Linked DNA regions of Homo sapiens: all the other regions are linked to region 1. The links are chromatin loops, found by intact Hi-C in ENCODE. Cell type or tissue: heart right ventricle. All regions are shown on one strand. Each heading gives the region's core, and the rest is flanking DNA. Links, peaks and the distances in the headings are about the cores only. Region 1 has its middle 4.3 kb from the start of PLXNA4. Region 2 overlaps PLXNA4 (plexin A4). Region 3 overlaps PLXNA4 (plexin A4). Region 4 overlaps PLXNA4 (plexin A4).

The links. A loop is a pair of places that touch in the nucleus more often than their neighbours do. Peaks named below come from ENCODE experiments on the same cell type or tissue, not always from the same donor. Only the 100,000 strongest peaks of a DNase experiment are listed, where the experiment ranks them.
Region 2: it touches region 1 in a loop (4-fold over the local background); 44 of 110 quality-filtered maps call a loop at or near these places.
Region 3: a loop joins it to region 1, with 2.8 times the contacts of the local background. A loop is called at or near these places in 18 of 110 quality-filtered maps.
Region 4: a loop joins it to region 1, with 2.5 times the contacts of the local background. A loop is called at or near these places in 39 of 110 quality-filtered maps.

Annotation. Positions count from the first base shown.
Region 1 is chr7:132,577,829-132,583,613 of GRCh38, reverse strand. It overlaps a transcript of PLXNA4 not described here. Among named protein-coding and RNA genes, the nearest start is that of PLXNA4, 4.3 kb to the right of the region's middle. RefSeq lists a silencer at 2,642-2,811. In heart right ventricle, for the core only: CTCF peaks have their summits at 2,492 and 2,716 (motif pointing right); a DNase peak (open chromatin) is centred at 2,713.
Region 2 is chr7:132,398,236-132,404,020 of GRCh38, reverse strand. All of the region lies in intron 3 of PLXNA4 (plexin A4), which reads left to right. It overlaps LOC105375511 (a long non-coding RNA gene), which reads right to left and starts at 375. Exons shown (of 4, transcript XR_927983.3): 1 at 302-375. In heart right ventricle, for the core only: a CTCF peak has its summit at 3,033; a DNase peak (open chromatin) is centred at 3,305; H3K27ac peaks cover 229 bases.
Region 3 is chr7:132,514,445-132,520,229 of GRCh38, reverse strand. The region is part of intron 1 of PLXNA4 (plexin A4); the gene reads left to right. Among named protein-coding and RNA genes, the nearest start is that of PLXNA4, 59 kb to the left of the region's middle. In heart right ventricle, for the core only: no CTCF peak of the experiment used is centred there; a DNase peak (open chromatin) is centred at 3,605.
Region 4 is chr7:132,376,987-132,382,771 of GRCh38, reverse strand. All of the region lies in intron 3 of PLXNA4 (plexin A4), which reads left to right. Among named protein-coding and RNA genes, the nearest start is that of PLXNA4-AS1, 28 kb to the right of the region's middle. In heart right ventricle, for the core only: a CTCF peak has its summit at 2,530; a DNase peak (open chromatin) is centred at 2,457; H3K27ac peaks cover 1,307 bases.

The sequences.
Region 1 (5,785 bases), core at 1,169-3,668:
GCGGCTCTTTCTCTGCTTTGCATAGGCACTCCTGTCCCTTCATTCTTCTTCTTTGCCTCTTTCTTCCCTTCTTCTCTCGTCCTAATCCTTGTATATGCCTTGGCCCTGCTGATAGCTTGCAGGCTCCACTGAGCTCTCTGGAAGCTGCTGAGGGCACAGGAGAGAAGGTGATGCGAGAAGTCCTCAAGGAGAATGGTGTGGAGGGAAAGTGGACGATCAGCTTTCAATCACATCTCGCTTCTAGTCTCTTTTTACTCTACCTGCCATCTATAGGAAGCATCCTTGGGCCTCCCTCCTGCCCTGTGGTGTAGCACGGGTTAGGATCAGATGTAGGGAACACTTTCAGCACCACTGGGCCTGGTGCTTGGTGGGTGCAAGGACTCACCCTGGAGCCCCATTCAACCTCACCTCCAAAAGGCTCTCTGGCAGAGGCAGGTGCCAGACAGCTCGTGAAAGTGAACAGGACTCGGCACAACTTTCTGCCTCTCTCTTGAATGTCTCTGATGGCCAATACTCTGGAACTGAACTGACGATGGCCCATCTTAAGTGAGTGCTGGATTTCAGTATTCTGTTTGTGGATGCTTTCAAGCCTCTTCATTGGGTTTTCTCATTTCTGTGTAACACACTGAGATGTACTAAGAGGTTTAACCCCGGAGCTCTGAAGGGAGTGACTGGCAGGACATCTATTGGTGCCCAGTCCTGCCCAGTATGAGACTATCATGCATCAAGCATGCCCCACTTTGTCCTTCTTATTCTACAGCCAAGTGGGCTCAAATAATAAGCTTAAGAGGTTAATGAGGTCAAGGTCAGAGGAATGATATCTTCCCTGCAAATCACTGTGTTTATTATCTGCTACTGCATAACAAATCTCTGGCATAAAACCATATCTTATCTCTGCTCCATGATGTCTGGGACCTCAGTTGGAAACTTCTGAAGGCTGAAATCATCTGAAGGCTTAACTGGGGCTGGAGGATGGGCTCCTAGGGTGGCTCACTCATGGGGCTGGCAAGCTGGCACTGGTTGTTGGTGGGTAGCTCAGTTTCTCAACACATGGCAGGTCCAAGGGACTAAAGAGACCAAGCTGGGAGCTAAAATGTCTTTTTTTGACCTAGCCTTGGACACTGTCACTTCATGGTCACTTAAGTCAGCTCTGATTCAGCATGGGAGCAGACTGTATGAGGGCATGAATACCTCTGGTTGAGAGTCACTGGGGCCATTTTGGAGGCTGGCAACCACAGTCACTTAGAACAGCTTACACTCAGACCACCTGGCAACCATCTTGTAAATGTGTTACCAGGCAAGAGCATTCAACCCATCAGCACGAATCCATCTTCATCACAAGGAAAACAACTTGAGGCCTTTTCTGTTATGTGCACCCCAGTCAGAGGGGCCAAGTGACTCATTTAAACTACTTAGCCAGTGTACTAGGCAGTGCCAAGAGAGAGGTGCCATGTGGGAGACGTGAATTGTATCCAGTCCTTGTAATGCAGGCATACTACGGGACCTTGTGCCTCCCAGGACTTAACCCCAAGAAGGGTTACACTGAGGTATTTCTCCTTTCTTGTTGTAGCAAGACATGGCTCTGGCCAGATCTGGGACTCTCTTCTTTCTGGCCAATGGAGTTAAGTCACACCCCCTCCCTCCCTCCATCTCCCCTTACCTCACAATATCCTCTAACTTCTGGTTTCTGCGGTTAAAAAGACAAGTTTTGTTTGTTTGTTTGTTTGTTGTTTTTGTTAGTTGAAAGAGAAGGAAGCATTCTGGAGAGGGGGCAGTGGATGAAAGGGTCTGGGGAGGAAGGGGAGTAAGACTTGGACCATGGGAGGCATGGGAGTTATTTTGGTGCCCAGAGGATCAAGATCCACAGTGTGTGTGTGTGTGTGTAGGAGGAGAGGGGTGTCCTCCCCACCTAAACACCAACCCCCCGGTGTGGCTTGGAAAGCCATGGCACGGCAGCAGAGCTTGCCATGTCCAGCAGTGCAGCCGGGTGGAGGTGCCCTTGCAGAGGGCAACCACAGAGCTGGCAATGCAGAGATGTCCTTCCATCAAATGGCTCATGGGCAGTGGATTTCCAAGAGGGTACTTGTGGTGAATGAAATGGTCAGACTTGTTCCTAAGCACACCCACCAGTGGCGGTCTCTGACATAATGGGAGGAGACAGGGAGGGGTTTTTCAGTGGTGGCCAAAGTTTTATCTGAGCAGAAAAGGCTGGGAGTTGAAATTCGGATGTTAATATCTCTGTGCTGATTTGCACCCACATGCTAGGGAAGCCTGGAACAGTTGGGTCTACTGAGAATACCCAGCCACCAAGTTCAACTTACTAGTAGGCCCTGTGGTGACACAAGGATGTTCCTCCCCTCATCTTCCTTGAAAGGCAGTCACTTCTCCTTTCTGTTTTACTGTTCCATGGTCCAGTCTTGAAGACAGAACCCTTGGCTTAGAGGTCCACTTAGTCCCTTAGGAGACAGATGGAAGAATAAGTTAGTTTGAATGGACTGAGAATCTTGAGAGCTGCTGCCCATCCCTCGAAATGGCAGCATTCAAGGAGGATGCAGATTAAAGGCTGCTGGAGTGTGCTGTGGACATGTGGTGACACATGCAGAAAGCAGGGGCCAGAGGGCACCCTGGCCTCACCTGTGTCACTGCGGAAGGCTCCTCTTGCCTCCTCTGCTGAGCTGTGGGATACTGATGATATTCCTGCTGTCCTGCAGGTGGCGCCACAATTTAGGTTTTTAAGCTGCTGACTGCCTGCCTGTGGTTTTTCTATCCAGTGCAAGGTACAAGACCCAGCCATGGGGGCAGCTCTTGGGGGAAAGAAAATGTCTCTCTAGCACCACCAGGCTCTGGTGATTTATTTAACGAGCAAATCTGGCTTTTATCAACTTAAATAGCAGCACTGTTCCTAGGCTAATAAAATGGTGGTAGCTAAGTGAGGGGAAACTTAAGAGTTTCTTCTCCTCTTTCCTATTAAACTGGTCCTTTTATTCAGCTGTGGGAGATGAACCAATACTTTTTCTGTCTAAACCCAGCAATAAACCCCAACCCAAGTCCCACAGACATAGCTTCTTTAGAAAACAGGACTCTCTGAAGCAATGTGCCATTTAGCTTCTCCCTCTTGTGGCCATGGGTCCAGACAATGACATAACCAGTTTCACGACCAGGCAAGAGGTAGAGGGAGTGACTCACAGAGCCATTGTCAGTAGGGGACACCTAGATGGTCCTACTTGTGTCTCCCTTAGCCCTCACCAAGGGAGAGGGGGTAGAGGAGGTGTGAGAGCCAGAAGATCTTGTACCTAATGCAGAAACACATTTTGAACTGTGGTAAGATGCTGCTTTTGCCTGTGTATTTATTCTTGGGGTGGGGACAAGATAGCAGAAGGCCTACCCTCATTGTATCATTCTATTTGAAAAAAATAAAAAGATACATTCATCTGGAAAGCGACTCTAATTCCCTACATGTGTTTTGTACCTACCTTAGAGTTTCAAAGCACATTAATAAGATGGTATGTCCTTTGAATGTCATTGCAACTCTAAGGGGCGAATGTGTCAGGTGAGAGATGAGGTATCATTGAGAGGACGTGACCCGCTCCAAATTGTAAAGCTGGCCAATGACAGAGCCAGGAGTAGGACATGTGTTTTCTAACTTCCAATGTAGAGGCCCTACTCATCCCACCCCATTCCATTCTCCTAACTTAAGGGAGTCAATCCAATGGGTCATCACTGAAAAAAAAAAATCCTCTACTGCAGCTAATTTGACCCTTTCTACTCCTCCTTCCGATAATATGATAACTGCCCCCTTTGGTATGCCTTTTACCGTGTTATTCAGTGGAAGGCAACCGGGGAAAGGCAATTTGAGATATGGCCCCTGGCCCCATTAACAACGGGAGAGCTCGCTGGGCCCCTCACCTGCCCGTGGCTGGTCCAGCTTTTTGCTGTGTGTCTTCCCTGTCATTTGGCTCTGTTATTACTCTTCAGGCACCACATGGCATTCATTTCTTTGAATGAAAATAAATGACACCACACACTAGGCAGGAGATAAAGAATAATAAACACATTTTATTTGCCACCTCTGGAAAAAAAAAAAAAAAAAGGTCTTTGACTTCCCGTCCATCCATCAGGAAATGGGCCTGGAACTCAAGCCATATTCACACACACACGCACACACACACACACACGCACACACACACAAATACAACCGATATGAGGAGGAAAAAGACAATCAGATTGTATTAAAAATACATGCTAGAATGACTGAGAATTGAGACAGAGTTGTTTTCTCACCTTCCCCCCTTCCTTTCAGCATTTTATGACATACCCTGAAAGCTGAGTGGCCAACAGAAGTTTGAAAGGAGTCTCCCCCGCGCCTTTAATTGAACGATATTCCTTAAGTAACCCATTAGGGACTTTCATGGGGCTATCCGGGCTGTCACTTCTGGAAATGGGCCGTGATGGACCCATGCAGCAATTTTAAAAGGGACACCTAGAAGCAGTGTCAGGATCAGGTGATGCAAACCTTACATGGACCTTGGGGTGACAGGGCCTCCTTGGATTTTGTATCCTCAGTGCCCGGCTGGCCTTGTGCTAATCCCAGTCTTGCAGAGAGAGGCATTTGGCCCTGGGCTTCCTCCACCCTGGAAGGATGTTCAAGAGGCAGTAGCATTGAGTGATTTTGTTATGTGTGTCTCTGGACTTCTGAAACTAACCTGATATTGTGTGCTTTATCTAGAGTCTGGGATTCAGGGTTTCTGGGAAGAGTGGAGTCAGATCAATGTATTCATGTAAGCTTAATAAGATAACTCCTTGCTGCTTTCTGGGCCATGCAAGACTCAGCAGAGAACCAGAGACTAAAAGGGCTCCACGCTGTCTCCTGGAATATCCTTTAACCAAAGAATCAAACATGTGGTTTCCTCCTCATTCTGGCTTGGTTCATCTTCTCATTGGTGAGAGCAAAGTTTCAGCAGGGTCCTCTCTGGGTGGGCCAAGCCTGACCTATATGTGCCGCTCACCTTGGGGCTTGTTTAAGCTGTCATCTCACAGCTCCTTTCAAAGGCTCCCCAATTCACACAACTTCGATTTCTGTGAGAATATAACCCCTATAGGGAGGTATAGGCATTTAAGCCATTATCAGTCATGTCCACCTAATAAGGAGGCTCTGAGATGTTTCGATGGGAGGGACAGTAATGGGCGGGAGTTTCTGGGTGTGAGGACAGTGAAAACTAAAGAAGGGACAGGAGAGAGGAGGCCAAGAGCCATGGGCTCCTTTAGAGGGTCGTCCTTGCTGGTTGCCTATCCCAGGGAATGCTTACTGGACTCTGCTGAAGGTGCCACTTCCCTCAGACTATGGTGGGAGCGGGTATGAGGATGAGGGTGGCATGCACAGAGTTGAGTTAACAGGTGTGGGAATCCCTTCGGTTTCTCTTGGTGGGTGGGCCCATTCCTAGGGGGATCTAGGCAGAGGTTTGGGAGGTAGTGCCACCCACTCCCCATCTTCACTGCCTAAACCAGAGCTACATGGTGATTTCTTTCTTTGGGCTTCAGAAACCACCCTGATGTTGGCATGGTCTGTTCTGGATGTAGTCTAGGATCTAGGGTTTCAGAGAAGAGAGGAGCCAGGAGAGCCGCTCAGTATAAACATGAATGGAAAAGTCAGGTTACCAAGCCAGCTCTGGGGCACTGGCCACTCATGTTCTCTCGTGCGGGCCTTGTGCCCTCAGTGTCCTCGGCCTCCTTGGGTGCCATGTGGGGGTGACTTGGTGGGGTGTTGGGAGGGGTTCTGACTAGCAAT
Region 2 (5,785 bases), core at 1,852-4,351, 180 kb after region 1:
CTCCCCAGAACAGCAGGGCCAACTACAGACCCGTTATCCGGCTCTGACCTTCCCTGTTGCACTTCCTGAGTCCCGCCCCTACTGAATGGAGCATGTCTGTTGCAGACTCTCCTGGCTGCCCTGGGGACTGAGAAGGGGTTTACTTGGAAGGAGGACAGGACACCAAAAGTCGGCAAGTGGGTCCAGATGGCCACTTTCTCCCTCCTGATCCCTCAGGTCCTGTCCCCGAAGTAAGCCCCCAAATGCCCTCTTCCCTGCTCTCTGCCTCTTCCCTCCCACCCCACAAAGTGAAGCCACAAACCTGCATTTTGGAGTCCGCAGGCAGATTCCTCTGTCATCACTTCCCATGGGGTGGGAGGAGGTTGGAGAGAGAGAGTGGAGGAAAAGCCAGGCCAGGAAGGGAAAAAAAAGTCCCAATTTAAACCCAGGCCAATTTGGGAATTCAGCTGACACAGCAAGCAAACGCGATCAGTAAGAAGTGAGAGGGAGATGATTTATGTTTTGTGCCTGAGGATCCACGGAAGACTTTCAGGTGTCATCAGGGTTACCCCGTGATCTTTAGCAGCAATTAGGGCCCCCTCCCGTTACCTGCCTGCCTGGTTTTAGGCTCACGCTGCCAGCTCCTCCCCTGAGTAGGGGAAATCTTAAAAGCCTCTCTCCCTTGCCTGACTTCTCTTTTTCAACTTTCACATTTGGATGAAAATGGGACACTGGCATTCTTTAGAGAGAACATGATTGAGTGCTGGCTCCTGAGGGGGCAGTGCATTGCCAGCATCCATGCCCTTCCCTGCTGCTTTTGTGGACCAGGCATAGCAGGCGTCAGGGCCTCTGAGTCTGGGGCCGGGACCTGGGCTCTGTGTAGTGGGAGAGATCATCTTCTCTCATCTTCCTGCTCCAAGCACTGCCTCCTGGGATGTTGGCATGGAAGTGGCTGCCCAGCCTGCCCTCTCTGGCTCTGAACCACACAGAGAGCCAAGGCAATGCAGCTGGCCAAGAAGAGATGCTTGAGGTTAGCTGTGGGGGAAGAGAGATCCAGTTATTACGCATTTGCATGGTGGCGGTGCGTCAGCTGAGTGTTTTGTGTTTTGTTAATGAGCTCTTCAACACTAGCTCTCTGGATTGGGGGTCAATGGGTGGGCGTGCTCAGCACAAGAAATGAAACAACTGGGTCAAGGACACGCAGTTTCTGTCCATGCTGGAGGTGGCGTTCCCAGCCAGACCTGTCTCATGCAAAGTGATGGTGCTGTGGTAATAATGTAGGAGGTGTTTCTCCTGATCCTCGGATGCCTCCTTGTTAAACCTGATTGATCCGATGGACTGAGCGGCTCGGGAGCAGCCTGTCCTTTGCTCTGCATACCCTGTGATGGCAGTGGCCAGTGCTACAAGGTGAGAAAGCAGGCTTTGAGAGGGGAGCTGTGTTTTTGGCAGGGGGTATTTCCTGCAATAAGATGATTAGCCAGCTGCCCCTCCCATAGTGGCAGCCTGCAGCAGCACACTGCCCCTCTCCCCTGTGTGTATGTTGGACTAATTAATAACAGGAAAAGGCAAAGAGATGTTCTCCAAGGCATTTAGAACTTGGACTTGAGTATCTTAAAGCTCTTTCTCCACCTTTACAATGGAGCCCCTGTGCCTCGCTAGGGTGGCTTCCTCATGTTAGGTGAGTGCCCCAAGTTACTTTTTATAGCTTTCTGTCTCCCCGCCTACCGTCAGGGTGTCTGGCACCTGTCACTTCTCACTGTTGTCACTGATCCTGTCTGATGCAGCTCTCCTGCTGCCACTTAATTTGTTCTTTTTAATTTGCTACGGGCTTGGAAACAGATACTCAAGCTTATTAGACTTGTGTATAAAATAAGAATAAAGAGGTGTTGCATGATTACTCTAGGGACCTGCTGAGTCAAGTGCATTCGCTTTGGTATGTAGGCTTGAGATTTCCATTTTACCCTTTCCCGGGTCATTTCTGGTATTTTCTAGCACCTGGCTGGGCTCTCGACTGGGGAATCTAAGGCCAGCTGAAGTGCAGTCAGGCAAAGTGACATGAACCATGACAAGGACTGCTTACTTTTATACCCATCGATACTATATTCTGAAGCCTCTCCAGCCTCCCCCTCTTTTGCTTATCTGAGAGATGCCAAGTGCCTTCTGGGGAATTGGCTTTTTGCTGAAAATTGCTCTTGGCAATTTGCAGGGACTTAGAGCTGGTTCAGGTGTTTGAAAGATCCACTCGTCTAAGCACAGGGATAGAGCCAGTTTATTATGAAAAGTTTTATCCATCTTCACTCCTCAGCTGTCCCCAAGTTCAGTTCTTCCCCTCCTCCCCAGTATGGCCACACAATCTCTGAGCCCTTCTTTATTGGCTTAGAGGGCCCTTTCCCGTCCTCTGAATTCTCCACTTATGCCCCGTCCTGATTAAGTTCCACTTCACCATGAAGTCTTCCCTCATCCTACCGGACTTCCTCTAACCTTATGCGTCTGTTCAGCAGTTCACTGATTTGCTCCACAAGTATTCATGAAGCTTTTGGTACTGTATCACATGCTGATTGTTTCTGGATTTCATGTGTGTGTCTCACCTTCCCAACCTTCATGAGCAAAGGTTCTCAGCCTGGGCTTCACATTAGAACCACCTAGGGAGCTTTTAAAACTCTGATGCTCAGGCTGCAACCTAGTCCCATTAAATCAGACACTGGAAGCGCATTTTTTTAACTTTGCCTTTTGAGATAATCGTGAATTTGCATGCAATTGCAATAAATTGTACAGAGGGGTTCCTGTACCCTTCACTCAGTTCTCCCCTCCACGTGGCATCATTTTGCATAACTATAGTACAATATCACAAATGGAAAATTGACTGGTACAACCCACCAAGCTTATCCATTCAGATTTCACCAGTTTTTTGCATTGGCGAGTGTGTATTTAGTCTTGTGCAATTTTATCACATGTGTAGATATGTGCCAGCCAAAGGTCTCTCCCTTTTTCACAGGCCCTAGAGACCTGATCTGAGATCGTGCATGTCAGGTCGCTGGAGTCCTCTTCTGGCCTGCTTGCACAGATAGCTATTTGCAGGGCTCGGGAATGAAATTGAAAATAGACCAAACAATGTGACAGTTTTCTCCTGCTATTTTTTCTTCCACGAACAGAATGTTCAGCATTATTTTTTTCTCTTTGTGCAATATTGCAAGTGAGAAATAATCTGATTGGAATGCTGGCTTATGCTGTTTATGAGCCTGCAGTCTCCCACAAGCTGTGCGCAGGGAGCTTTCCCGAGGAGGACATCTAGGGACTTGCAAGATGAAAGGTTTGGGGAGTAGCTGTGGCCACACCCAAAACGCTGGTGAGGCTAGGAAGTAAATGCGTGGTATGCATACGGATGGTACCCCTGGAGGCTTCTCTTTCCTGGGAGTGTTCTCATGTGTTTTGCCTGAAAACTATCAAGGAGTGGCCTGGCCCATTCACACAGGGCCTGGGAAAGAAGGGTGAGCGTGTCTGAGGCTGGGGTACATTATGTCACAGATTTTGTCTGCTGAATAGCTGGGAGGAGAGACGAGCACCTTGAACTACCTGCTTGATTTTGTCAAACATATGGAATTTGAGGCCTAAGATGGACTGGCTGTAGAGAACACAAGAGTCTGGGTGACAGGTAGGAGACAGGACAAAAGGATACTCTTCTGCATCCTCCTAGGGACTCCTTCCTAATCTCAACAGAGAGGACAGGAAAATATAATTGTCAGTGTCACATGGGAACTTAGAGAAAGTGGAGTCCTTTACTTCCTGGGAGACCTTAATCTGAGGATGTTAATTCCTTTTTTTAAGAAACACGTATGGATCATTCACTCTGTGCCTGGTATGAAGCTTGGTTCTGGGGCACAAAGGTAACAAATACACAGACAGACTAGGTAGGCATTTGTCTGTTTAGATGTGGATGAATTTTATTTTATTTTTTCTCCGGGGGTAGGAGGTGGACTGGCGTGGGGTAAGGGAGGAAGTTGATTATTTTGATTTATTCCAACTTACAAATGCCCAGAAGATGTAGGTATGGGACCATCTGATCACAAAGGTCACATTCCTCCCCTTTCATGCCCATGAAAGTATTCTAGATCTCGATTGGATTGTTAGTTACACAGGTGAAGGCATTTGTCAAAAACTCATCAAAGTGTGCACTGAAGATCTGCACATTTCATTGCGTGTACATCTTACCTTAAAAAAATCACACTCCAAACAGAAATGGAAAAGAAGCAGTGAAGCCCCAGTTAAGAGCAGTCTACTTTCATCAGGAATAAAACCTGATTTTGAAATTTCATCCTAACAACATTTTCAGATGCCAGAACCCACTACATTGAATATACCTGTGGCCCTGCAGCTCTGCCCTCCAAAGCACAGATGTGTGACCTTCAGCAAACTCACTGTAGCCCTGCCCAGGTGTGCCTGCTTCTGCTTCTGGAACACTCTTCCCAGACTGCACTAGGACCAGTGTGGTCCCGCCTCCCCCATGAAGCCTCTCTTGATTTCTCCAGTCAGCCGAAGTGATCTTTCCTTTTTTTGTTTCACCTGCATTGACTGCCTTAATATAACGTGACTCTTATTATTCAGAGTCTTTCATTCACATTTACTAAATAAGCCAGCACATATAAAGAGCGTGGAACAGTGCTTGGCACAAAATAAATGCTGAAGAAGTGATCATGACTATTTTTGTTGTTGCTATGTTTTATGCTTATGATCAGTCCCTCTAAGGCCTGTGTCTTTGACTGACATACAAGCTGATATGTCTTGCAGGGACTGGGTTGTGTCCCTTTGGTGACCAGTGTGATGCTGAGCCCTTGCGCCCATTTGAATCCATTTGAATCTGCAGAACTGTGTGTAAATACTCCAGGCAAACTTGAAGCCCGTGGGTGTAATAGAGACGTGACTGAGGGAAATTCTAGCAGGGACCTCTGTACTTTAATGCAGCACCAATCAGATGGCATGGGATGGGAGGGGATGCCCAGGATTCTAAAACCCTTATCCAGCCCTGTGGTTGAGAGGCCTTGAGAAAAACCTGGTGCCAGGGCCAGCTGAGGAGTGGAGGTGGCAGCCACAAAGGCCATCTTTGTGGACAGCCTTTAGAATCTCCTGTGGGTGTCCTGAGGTGGGGTAATAAGATGCCACTTGATGACAACAGCCCTCCCTTTCAAAGTGACACTTGGCAAAGGGGCATCATGACAATGACACCTGCTCATCAGCCCTGTCCACCTCGAGCTGGCGAGGGCTGGGCCACTGTGCTCATTAGGTCGGCATCTGTCCCCACCAGCCTGCCGGCAGCTGATGCTCATTAATCCTGGAGCCCTGAGCCTATTGGGCCGAAAGAGGCTGAGCTTTTAGAGCCATTTATGGCAATGGCCTCAGTGAGTGCTGCTAGATTGATTTATAATTGGGCTGAGGGGCCTCCCTGCGTCCCTGGAGCCCAGGCTCTTAAACTGGGCCAGCCCAGGAGGGTGGTTTTGGCTCACTGGCTTCATGAAAAGGAGAAACGCAGAGCTGGGGTTCCCGTCAGACCGGGCATGGACGGCATCTCCACAGAGCTGACTCCCGCACACCCAGGGCCCTCCTGGCTTGGCTGCCTTGGATGTGTGGTTCCTTGTTGCGACACGAATAGAACCTGTGATAGTGAGGACATGGGCTATTCAGGAGAGCGGGACACTCAGCAGGGTCTTCCTGGCAGGCTTTGGGATCAGTCCTCTGAAGTCACAACAGTTTCACAGGAGAATATCAATAATGAAAATGGCAGGTTATATTTATTTTCTGCTTAGCATTGATC
Region 3 (5,785 bases), core at 2,208-4,707, 64 kb after region 1:
GCAGACTGTGGAATTCAACCCTGGCAGGCATTCCTGAGGCTCTCCACAATCTAGATTCAGGCAGCTAAAAAGGCAACTTAAGCAAAGATGCAAAGAGTCTTTGGAGAGAAACTTCAGCACCAGCTTTTTGTCACCCAGTGAACACCACCCCTGGGTGTTGTAATCATCACATCACGTGGCTCTGCCCTGCACCTCCACAAAGGCTGTTTGTGGAAACTTCCCAACCTCAATGATAGCCTGTGTTCTGTGAAGCCTACAACATTTCACTCTCACTTCTGGATTTAGCACAAGAAGAAACTGGGTGATCTCTCTTCCCCATCCTATTTCCAGAAACGCCATTTTACAGATGGGGAAACTGAGGCAACAAGAAAGAAAGGCTGTCACTTAGCAGGACGTGTCTGGTTAGAATGACCTGATGCCAATAGTATCCTTGGCCATGGCAATTCTGAGAGGAGGCTTTTATGGGTGACACTGGCTGATGCATGACTGGCTGTGAGCCAAAAACATCCCACTTCTTCCCTTTACCATGAAAGGAGAGCAAGGAGCTCATTTGGGTGAAGACCACTGAATGTGGCTTTGCCTACTGGGGCCAGGCCAGAGCAGCTAGAGAGGCTACAGGGAGTGTAGGTTAGAGTGGCAGGCAGGGATGCAGTGAGCCTCCTCTCCTGGTGAAAATGTCAGCTGGACAAGCCTCAGGCCACATGCACGAGACAGGGATTACTGGAGAGGTGACTATCCCCAGCCTGTGGTGACCCCCAAGCCCCTTTTCTGTGGTTCCCAAGGTCCACTCAGGTCTTGGGGCAGCAGACGTGACAGCAAGTCTCCCTTTGCTACAGCTTAGCAACTTCCCATGGTGTCCCCCCATTTCTGTGCACTCAGAGGCCATTGGGTCCCCTTTGAAGACCAGGAGCCAGTACCCCTGGACAGACCCTGGATAGAGTGTTCCTCATGGACTGGGTAGGAGACAGTGGCCACATAGGTGCCAGCCTGTGCCATTTTGCAGAGCAGGTCTTGACACCAACTCCAGCTGGGGCATCTGACTCCAAATTCCTGGCTGGCCTGTTTCTTTAAGTGAGATGCTGGAAAGAAGTTTAGGATTCTATCCTCCCCAAGCCAGGATCCTATTGAGAGTGCTGTGTTTTTAAAGCCTTGCTGCCACACTTGGAGTAAAGAAAGCCATTGCCTAGTGACTGTCCCAAGGCACAGTGCCTGGAATCTCAAGGCGATCTCCACGTGGTAATGGAGAGTTTCACATGGGGCTGCCTGGGCCTCGGCTGGAGCTCCTGCTCGACTCTACTGGGAACGGCAGACTTGGCCAGGGAGACGTGGTTTTGTACCCTGAGGGAACACCCTCCAGGCCAAGGACAAGGAGGCCTGGGGGAGGGAAAGGAAGGAGGGCGTGGAAACCATGTATAAACATCTCAGAGGTCCGGCTGGGACATGATCTCTGAATGGAGAGGCTCACAGGCTCAGCCTCCTGCAGAGGCTTCTTCCAGGCTGGGTCCAAAGGCTCTGTCCATGGTAATCACTTCTCCTCATCCCCTTTTAATAAACTAGGAAGTAAGGATGAAGGGAGCCCCGCGTAGCTGAGCTTGGTGCTGGATTTCCCTGGGACCGGGCTGGTTGCCTGGTGGCGCCAAGACTCTACATCAGTGCCTGGCCCTCCATCGCTCCCTCTTCCCCATCTTTTATACTTTTCTCCAGCCCTCCCACCAGTCATCAATTTCACAGTTCCCATCTCTCAGAAGAGAAGCAGAGGCAGAGGGAAGCACACCGGAAGGAGGGCTCCCATGGCCCCTGCTGGACTGCTGCTTTCTGGACTAAGGCTGTGTTGTGGCTGAGCTGACCCCACCAGGCCCCACCCACACTGAGACTGCCCAAAGCCAGCAGTGACCTTCTCTTGGGAAGACAGTTGCTTTGACTTGACTTTTCCCCCTAGTGGTAGTGATGGGTTTTGCTGTGTCAACCCTACCCTCTGGCTCTTTCCTTTGATGAATGTGACACTCATTTCTGAGATAGCTAGCAACAAGGGGCAAGGGGACAGTGAAGGCCGGGACGAATGGAGCTGCAGTGAGGTGGCCAAGTACATGGGGTCAGTTGTCTGTCATGGGCCCCAGACTGTAGCGAGCTGCATGATTGGGCCCTAGATGGGTGTAAATAGAATTCTCCAGGGAAAGTTGTAAAATAATTCATGGCTCCCACTTCTAGAAACCAAGAGTTTAAAGTAAAAAAAATACAGACATGAAAAAATACTGACCTTACTGAAGACGCTATGTTGAATGCACGGATTACAAATTGGAGTAGAAATCTACAAATAGCATGTGTCCATTTTGTTTGCATGGATCAATAAGTGTTTGAAGTTTCTTAGATGAAATGGAAATGAGGCCTGTTGCTGCTCCCCAACTCCCTCACTGCCCTCAGCTGCACACACACTTACCTCCCTGAGCCCCAAACTTGGAAATGGCCATTGAGCAGGAAGATTTCTCTATCCTGTATATGTTAGCTTGGCCATCTCCTCTATCTCTGGGCTTACCCACTTGCAATCTGGCTTTGGAAACAAGGGAGGGGGCTGCTGACATCTAAAGAGAACTCTTCCTAGGGCCAGAGCCTGATGCACCACAAAGAACAGAGGCCTGGAGCCCCCCAGCATTACGTTTGAATCCCAGCTCTGAGATGCAGTGAGCTTGCTGTGTTTCTGCCTGTGAGTTAGGGTGAGGTTAACTGTTGTCACACACAAATCCACAGTTTCAGTATTATCACAGTAAAGGTTTCTTTCTTGTCTGATGTTCCTGGTGGGTGCACGAATCTTTCATCTTGAGGCTCCACCATCCTATAGGGCCTCAGGGTCCTCTTTATCCAGCTGGGTGGTGAAAGAAACCGTAGAGAAAACACACTTATTTCTTCCCTGCTTTGGCATGGAAATGTCACCATGACCTTGCTATTCACACAGTCACACCTGGATACCATGTGGAAATGGAGAGGCTGGGAAATGTCATCCATCGCTGATGGCCACCTCTCACTGACTTCATACCAGCAGCCTCACGCATAGGGAAGCGCATGTTATTTGTGAAAAGTTAGCTTCCTCTTCCCAATCCACCTGCACAATTGAGATTAAATGACCTGTTGTACAGTGTTGTAGGAAGTTCTGGGTTTCTAATAGAGGCTGGGAAGGGGAGGATCTGCAGAGCTTGCCAGTGGGACAGCTAGAGGGGCCTCTAGAAGACCCTCAGCCCCTGGAGAGCAGGGACACTGGTTTTGTTTGTTTGTTTGTTTGAGGTAGAGTCTTGCTCTGTCACCCAGGTTGGAGTGCAGTGGCACAATCTCGGCTCACCGCTGCAACCTCTGCCTCCTGAGCTCAAGTGATTCTCCTGCCTCAGCCTCCCGAGTAGCTGGGACTACAGGCATGTGCCACCATGCCCAGCTAATTGTTTTTTAGTAGAGACAGGGTTTCACTATATTGGCTAGGCTGGTCTCAAACTCCTGACCTCAAGTGATCCACCTGCCTCGGCCTTCCAAAGTGCTAGGATTACAGGCATGAGTCACCACTCCTGGCAGGGACACTGTTTTTTGCTCTGGAATGTATCTATCCTTTGCACCCAGCCCAGAACTCATCATGTGGTATGTGCTCCATCAATAGTCGTTGGCTGAATACAGGAGTGCATGCTGACTTCTAGCAACTGGCATCTCCTGCATTGTGGCTGTTTTCTGTTGTTGTCTGTTTTCCATGCTGCAATTTTATTTTCAGGCTCAGCTTCTTCTGTTCAACCAGGTCCATACTGATTTCCTTTGCTGCATAGGATGGTGGTTCTCAAAGTCCAATTTGCTAACACAAGACAGCTTTTTATGATATTCCAGCTGGTGGACCGGTTGGTCTCCATGTAAATCATATACGAAAGACGTAGTTTCTCTGATGCATTTGAACTCATGTCCTAATAAAAATTAAAAAAGAGCTTTACCTTTAAATACAAATAAATAAATAAATAAATAAATAAATAAATAAATAAATAAAAGGACAAAATGGAGTATTTTAAGTATTTATAAACCCTGGTTTAGAACAGGGTACAACCAGTTTTTTAGGTTGGTCCCTGTTTGAATTGACTGGCTCAAAGATTTACTTGAAGCACCAAGATTTACTTTGTACTTCAGCTGTACATGATACCCACTGCCATCTCATATACTCTGCTATGGAGCATTCATTCATTCATTCATTCACGTGTTTCCAAACATCTATTATACACCTACTGTGTTTCAGGCTCTGAGCTTGGAACTGGAGAAAAGAGGGGCAATATATAATCCTTGTCCTCAAGGAGCTCATATTTTTATGCTAGGAGACAGCATCAATGGACAAATATAACAGAGTTTGTAAAATGTGAGACTCTGGTGGCACTGGTTCCTGCACTAATATATAGTAGGGGCATCTTAGACCAGTGGCTTGATCAGAGAAGGTTTCATTTGAACAATGAGTCTAACTCAGGGCCCGGAAGCATGAATTGGTGAAGACTTCCCAAGAGCTCTGCTGGTGCAGCTCCTAAGGCAAATGCTCAGCAGATAGGGAAGTGTTGTGTTTGATTCTGAAAGTTGGTACATACACGTGCACACACGTTCGAACATCACCTGGGATTGTGCCTCGCTATCTGTAAAACCATAGTTTATCTCTGTGGGCAGTGGAAGGCACAGATCTGTTTGGCTTGCTCACTTGATCCCATGGAAAAATAGTGTATTAGAGAGGTTGTGGTGGGAGACACTGTACTCTTTGGGATTTTTCTGTGTATAGGTTAGGATCCTTACATCAGCAAGTGCCAGAAAACCGAACCCAAACTGGCTTCTGCAAAAGGGGAAAAATTTTTTTTGACTTGCGTAACCGGAAAGTACAGGCATAGAGCTGGCTTCAGTGGACACAATTGAGACATTTATAGGATGTCGCCAGGCCTGGGACCCAGTACTCTCTATCCTTTGGCTTAGTTCTGCTCTTCTCAGTACTTTGGCTTCATTCTTCCAGGCTCCTGTCCCCTGCTCTCACCCCTGTGATTACAAGATGGCACTAGCGGTTCTTAGGCCCTTGCCTCTCCAAGGTTACATCTGGTGGAAGAGCTAGAACTTTCTCCCCTAGTATCCCTATCCAAAGCCTGTTGCTTGTCGGAGACCTGATTTAACCAGTTTCTCATTCCTGATCCAATCACTATGCCCTCCCGACCCCCGTTCTGTGCTGAGTGGCTCAGGCTTTGAACCAGAGGTGGAGTCAATTCCAGCAGAAGTGTTTGGGCAAAGGCACAGATGCCCAGAGGATAAATGAATGACAGCAAAAACAACAGGTATGCACCGTCTCTGAAAGTGTGTTTCAAATTTTTTTGACCATGACTATATTAGTTGGGCTTCTTCAAAGAAAACAGAACCAAGAGGATGTGTGTGTGTGTGTGTGTGTGTGTGCATAGAGACACAGAGATTGATTTAAGGAATTGGCTCACACAATTTTGGAGGCACCAAGTTCAAAACCTGTAGGGTAGGCTTGTAGATGGGAGACTTAGAGAAGAGCCAATATTGTACCCAAGTCCAAAGGCCATCTGCTGGTGGAGTTCCCTCTTGCTCAGAGGAGGCCAGTCTTTTGTTCTATTCATGACCTTCAACTGATTACATGAGGCCCACCCACATTATAGAGGGCAGTCTGCTTTACTCAAAGCAGACTGATTTAAATGTTAATCTTATCCCAAGACACCCTCCCAGAAACTTCCAGAATAATGTTTGACCAACTATCTGGGCACCGTGGCCCAGCCAAGTTGACAAATAA
Region 4 (5,785 bases), core at 1,071-3,570, 200 kb after region 1:
ATAATTGTGCAATGCAAAATAAGCACTTGTTATACTGTGTTAGTAGCATTGTCTTTGAATACAAAGGGCAGCGTATCATTGCTGATCATTTTGATAGCGATAACAATTATTGCAGACCATGCCAGTGCCAGTACTCTCTGTTATTAACGAGCTGATGATGTAGCAGCCATTTGCAAAATACTACACATGACAATTTAAAAATCTTGATCCTTTCACTAAAATTGACTGTGCATGCTTAGGGTGAAAGGCTGGTGGAGGTTTGAGGTCCCTGCCACGGGGACCTCATATTTGGATCTCACTTGAATCCCTCCGGGCGAGCTTGAACAGCCATCCTCATTTTACCATGGCAGAAACTGAGACTTCAGTAGGCTGCATGACAGCCTGAAGGCAGCAGCAGCAGGGGCTGTGATTTTTGTGTCTACACTGCACCCCTCAGCTGGTCAAATATTATCCAAGCAGGCAAGGCAAACAACCATGAAGGGCTCATGCTGGAGCCTGGAATGCGTCTTTCTGACTCCTGCAATTGGCTGTGCTCTTAACCCTCTTCCTGCTTCCTCTTCTCTGGGCTTCAGGGAAAGAAGGAGACCTCCTCAGCCTGTGTGCTTTGTCCAAGAGGACAAATGCAGGTGACCTATTAGAAAGCACATCTAGTGGTCTACCCTATACTCAGCCCAGAAAAGTCCCCAGCTTTCTTTTCTCCCCTCTCCCTTGTATTTTATCATGCCCTGTGGCTTTTTCTGTGTTTTCCCCCCTCCTCTCTCTCAAAGCAAGCAAACAGGAGTGTGAATAATTGATTGAGAGAAACTGGAATGACTAACAGTTCTGGTGGGAATCGTCTCTCACATCAGGAAGCCTGCGGGGGTGCACAGATGACGACCAGACGCCTCTGGCTCCTGCCCTGGAGGGATTGTGGGCTGCAGGGGATGCCCACCAAGCCCTGTGGCACCTGGCTTTGTCTGGACCCTGCTCGGGGCTCCTGGCGCTCTCCATTAAAGCCTCAGCCCTGGGCAAAGGCTGCAGAATCTTGGAAAATCCTCTTTTCCAATCTGATTTGAATCACACCTGATATTCACTCCGCATTCATCCCAAATGTGTGAGTGTATGTGAAGTAGAACACGGGCTAGGGGTGTAAATTCTTTGCCTTATTAATATCCATGCCAGATGTTTCCAGACTGTGTTCCTTGCAACTGGAATGTCACTTGAAATTTAAATAGATGTTTTTAAATAAAAGATTATCTGGTCAAATTTAAGAAATACTACATAGCCTCCTCTTAGAGATGCACTACACACTTAAGTATATTAAAATACCTGAGAAGTCTAGCAGATTCTTCAGTTGCATTTGTTTTCTTCAAACTTATTTGGCCATTTGACATTTTGAATCACTTCTTTTTTATCTTATATCTTGTAGGACACTGTCTCAAGTGTACAATTTAGGAAAATATTGTTCTATGCACCTCTGCTCCCTACCTCATATCTAGAAGGGACAAGATCAGATTGCAGATGTGAGTTTGAGTCCTGTCTCTGCCTCACGCCAGCTGTGAGACCTTGCAGGAATCTCTGAGCCTCAGTTTCCCCATCTATAACAAGGATACAACCAAACCAACCAGTCCTCAATTTGCAAGTGCTACCTGTTGCCAGTAACAGTGCCCAGCAGAGTGCTTGGAATCCTGGAGATACTCCATAATCTTGTATTGAAACTGATTATAGTCCATGGTAGATAAAATTACCTTGTAGCTAAGCAGAACAGATTCAGATCCGTTTCAGAAACGTGAGTCTCTAGCTCAGGAGATTTCCACAACTGTCCTTAGTAACCTGATCTTATTCTCATGTTTAACCTTGGCAGTGGGAAGTTCTTCCTGGTATCCTGCCTAATTTACTGGAGTTGGCATTAATGCCATTTCCCCCTAAGGCGTGGCTCTTGGACCAGTATCACCTGAGAATTTGATAGACATAGACCCAGAGTTACTGAGGCAGGTGCTCTGTTTTGGGGACCAGCAATCGGTGCTTTAGCAAGTTCTTTGGGTGATAGGGTTTGGAAACTACTGCTCTAAAGCATCATCTGTTTTGACTTTGCCATGCACAATCTGAACTCACTCCCGTGAGGCCCTGCTCCTGATACTTTAAATCGTCCTGTCTCTTTTTCTGCCTCTCTGTGGAGGACTGCTGTCTGTTTTCTGGGTTCCTGGAATGTTGGCAAGTTTCTTTAAATCAGGATCATGAAATTCTTTGAGAATGGCAATCATCCATACTTTAGGAACACACCAGGAGATGAAGGGCCACATTATATTATCTTCTCCCTCGGTGCCTTGGTCCTTCTGTCTGGGCGGGTTCTCTGATTCCATCCATCTGCTTCCACAGCCATGTCAGGGACCAGGCAGGGTGAGCCAAGAGGGCCACAGTATTGCAGTGGAGGAAAAACAGTCTCCCTGGGGGAGAAGTGTTGGGTAAATATGCCTCCTTGTTATCACCACCAGGGCCTGGTGCTGCCCTTTGCACACGATCACAATGCTGCAAATTCCACAGGCTGCTCTCTACAGGGAGTTGAGCAATGGATAACAACTGTTGGGAGGGTTAGTTCTTTGGTATTTTGATTCATTAAAAAAGTTATCTGTAGTTCCCGGAAGCCCCAAGGGGAGGGGCTGCTGCTACTCCTGGAATCCCATATGGGGCCAGTTTCAGCATCTCAAGCAATTCTCAAGCCATAAATAAGCCAACACTGATATAAAATGTGGTGAGCCCTGCCTCTGTTATATTAAGCCACTGTTATATTATGAGGTACAGGGGCAGTGAGGGGTGACGGTGGTGGCAAGTCCAAGAACATATGAAGCCCAAGAACATACCTTTGACTAGTAAAGGCCAGACCATAATTAAATAACTGGTCCCTACTGCAAAAGCCTTGAAATCTGGAGACAGTGTGTACACCAAAAAGGGTAATAGTTTGGATGTTATCTTTCATTGTTTTTGAAATTTGCAGAGTGACTGTGAAGAGCTATAGTGTGAGATTCGGGAATCCTGGGTTTTAAGATTGGCTCTTCCCTGGTGGTTTGCAACCTTGAACAAGATTATTTCTTCATTCTTTTACTCTTTCCTTCAACATTTGACTGATGTTGATGATGCTCTTGCCACTATGCTGGTTGCTCAGAGTACATTATAATCAAAGAGTAGAAGCACAGCCCTGTTCTTAAGTAGCCCACAGTCTGAGGAGGAAGGTATTTGTAAATAGATCACAATACAGAGAACAAAGGCTTCCATGGAGGAATGCAAGGTCCATGGGGATCTGTAAGGCAGAGCCTCAGATGCTTTGGAGAAAGGAATGCTTCTCAGACAAGGCTTTGACATGCTGCCTCCATTTCTTTCCCTCCTCCAGGGGTTTTGTAAAAGCCAGGTCATATCAACCTAGTCCTGGTTCTCCCTTGCGTGGTAGGCTCCCACATGAGGAGGGACATGAGACACTGCCTGGTGTAATCACCCTTTGGATGCTAATGTACCCATTCCCATAGTACACAGCCACCCTTGCCCACACACAACAACCCAGCCACTTGTCCTGCCTCCACTTGAATATCTCCAATCATGGGGAATTTTGTATGAAATGTTATGGCATCTGTTATAAATAAAAGATCTGGCCGAGCACGGTTGCTCATGCCTGTAATCCCAGCACTTTGGGAGGCTGAGGTGGACGGATCATCTGAAGTCAGGAGTTCGAGACCAGTTTGGCCAACATGGTGAAACCCCATCTCCATAAAAAATATAAAAATTAGCTGGGTGTGGTAGTGTGCACCTATAATCCCAGCTACTCAGGAGGCTGAGGCAGGAGAATGCTTGAGCCTGGGAGGCGGAGGTTGTAGTGAGCCAAGATCGCGCCATTGCACTCCAGCCTGGGCAACAAAGAGTGAGACTCCATTTCAAAAAAAAAAAAAAAAAAAAGATCCAGTGCCCATTTCAGAATTGTCTTGGCTGTCACTGGTTTGAAGTAGACTAAATCTCAACTAGCAGAACCTCCTGATACCATTGAGTGAAATTTCAAATCTTAGCAGCTCAAAGAATATCAGAGGTGGGAGGGACTTTTCAATAATCATTATCATTCTCATTCTCTTTCTTTGAACCTCATTTTGCGCAGGAGAGATCACAGACCTAGGTGAAATGACAGGAGGAAGTTAATCATCTGCCATGCCTGCTATCCATGAAACTTCTTGGAATGTCTGGTAGTTTTTAGGGAATAAGGAGCTCATAAGAACACCTCAGGGATGGGCACAATCCTCAGAACTATGACATGCTAGGGGAGAGGTGACAACCCAGGACACAGCCTGCTTTAGGCCTTTCTAATCTCTAGGGATTGTTGCCTAGTAGAGAACTTTGGCATCAACCAATGACTCAAGAAATAATCACCCAGGACATACCATGTGCCAGCCATGTGCCAGGGGTGGTGAGAAGCTGGAGCTCTGAGTTAAATACTCCTACTCTTTTCTCTAAAGCACGTGTTAAGTTTTCAACGGGAAGAATCACTATTTCCACGACTTGAGAACACTAGACCTCTGGCCCACAGAGCAACAATCACCTCTGCAGCATGAAACACCAAGCTGCCACAGCTAGTGCTCCCTTCCAGGTACCGTCATGACTCTTGAGAATAACATATGTGTTTCTCACAGAAACAAGATAATTGGGGAATAGCATAGATGGTTTCACCAGGAGAGTGTGATGGTTGGGTGGGGTGGGTGATGGAACTTCTAGGGTGCTCTTCCTACCCTCACTTCCAATATTTGGGGGAACAGTGCTATGTCAGCAGAAGTTGGAGGATTGCTCCTGAAAGCCCTATCCATTGCCTCTCCCATACCACAGTTTCAGCTCGCGGCCTCCAGTAGAACGTGGGTGTGTGTTTCTGTTCTTTTCTTTTGTGCCAGGCTGTGCTGTGAGAAACAGCACTCTCCCCTGCCATCCATCCTGGCTCTTTTCTCTCCTCAGCCCCAGGTCTCTGCATTTCACTCGTTACCCCTGGCCATACCTTCCTGCTCACAGATATCTTCTGGAGAGCAAAGGGATTTGCAAGTAGGCAGCAGAACCTATCTACTGAGTTGGTGCTGGTGGCCACTGAGGGGCACAAGGAAATCAAATGGTCTCTCCAAGCAGCAAGGTGGGGAGAGGGGCTCCTGTGGACCCATGAGGGATGTTGTAGAAGGGGAGGCTGTGGTACCCCATCTTCTGTGCTGCCCAATCAGATGTGTGGGTGCCACAGAGATGGGAGAGGATGTCACATCTTGCACCTCAGTTTTCCTACCTGCACAGGGGAACAGAGGAGTTGATCCTTCCAGCTCTCCCTTTTGTTTTGTTTTGTTTTCTTTTTTTTTTTTTTTTCTTTTTCATTTGAGTTTGTAGAAGACTGTGTCTGGAAAAGCTCTGGGCTTATCAGGGAAACACATTCTGTACAGGCCATTCTAGGGGAGGCTATAAAAAGGAGGCAAAGGTCACTTGGCTTGGAAAAAATTATCTTTAGGATTGAAATCATTTAAAGCAATTTTTGCTAGGAAAAGGAGAGAAGTTATTTACTTGGGAATCTGGGTTTTTTCCAACTGGGTCCCAGTAAACAAGGCTGCTGGGCTGATATTTCATAACATAAGCATCTCGTATTCTCTGGCTTTTCCTAAATAGCCTTTTCTAGCAGAGAGAAAGAGAGATCCAATTGCCTCATAGAAAACATCTGGGGAATCTAGTGTAGGATTTCTTTTTCTGTACTTTGTTTTTACACATTTCGTGAGCCTGGGAAAGGAGTTTTTGCTGGCATTCATGTTTG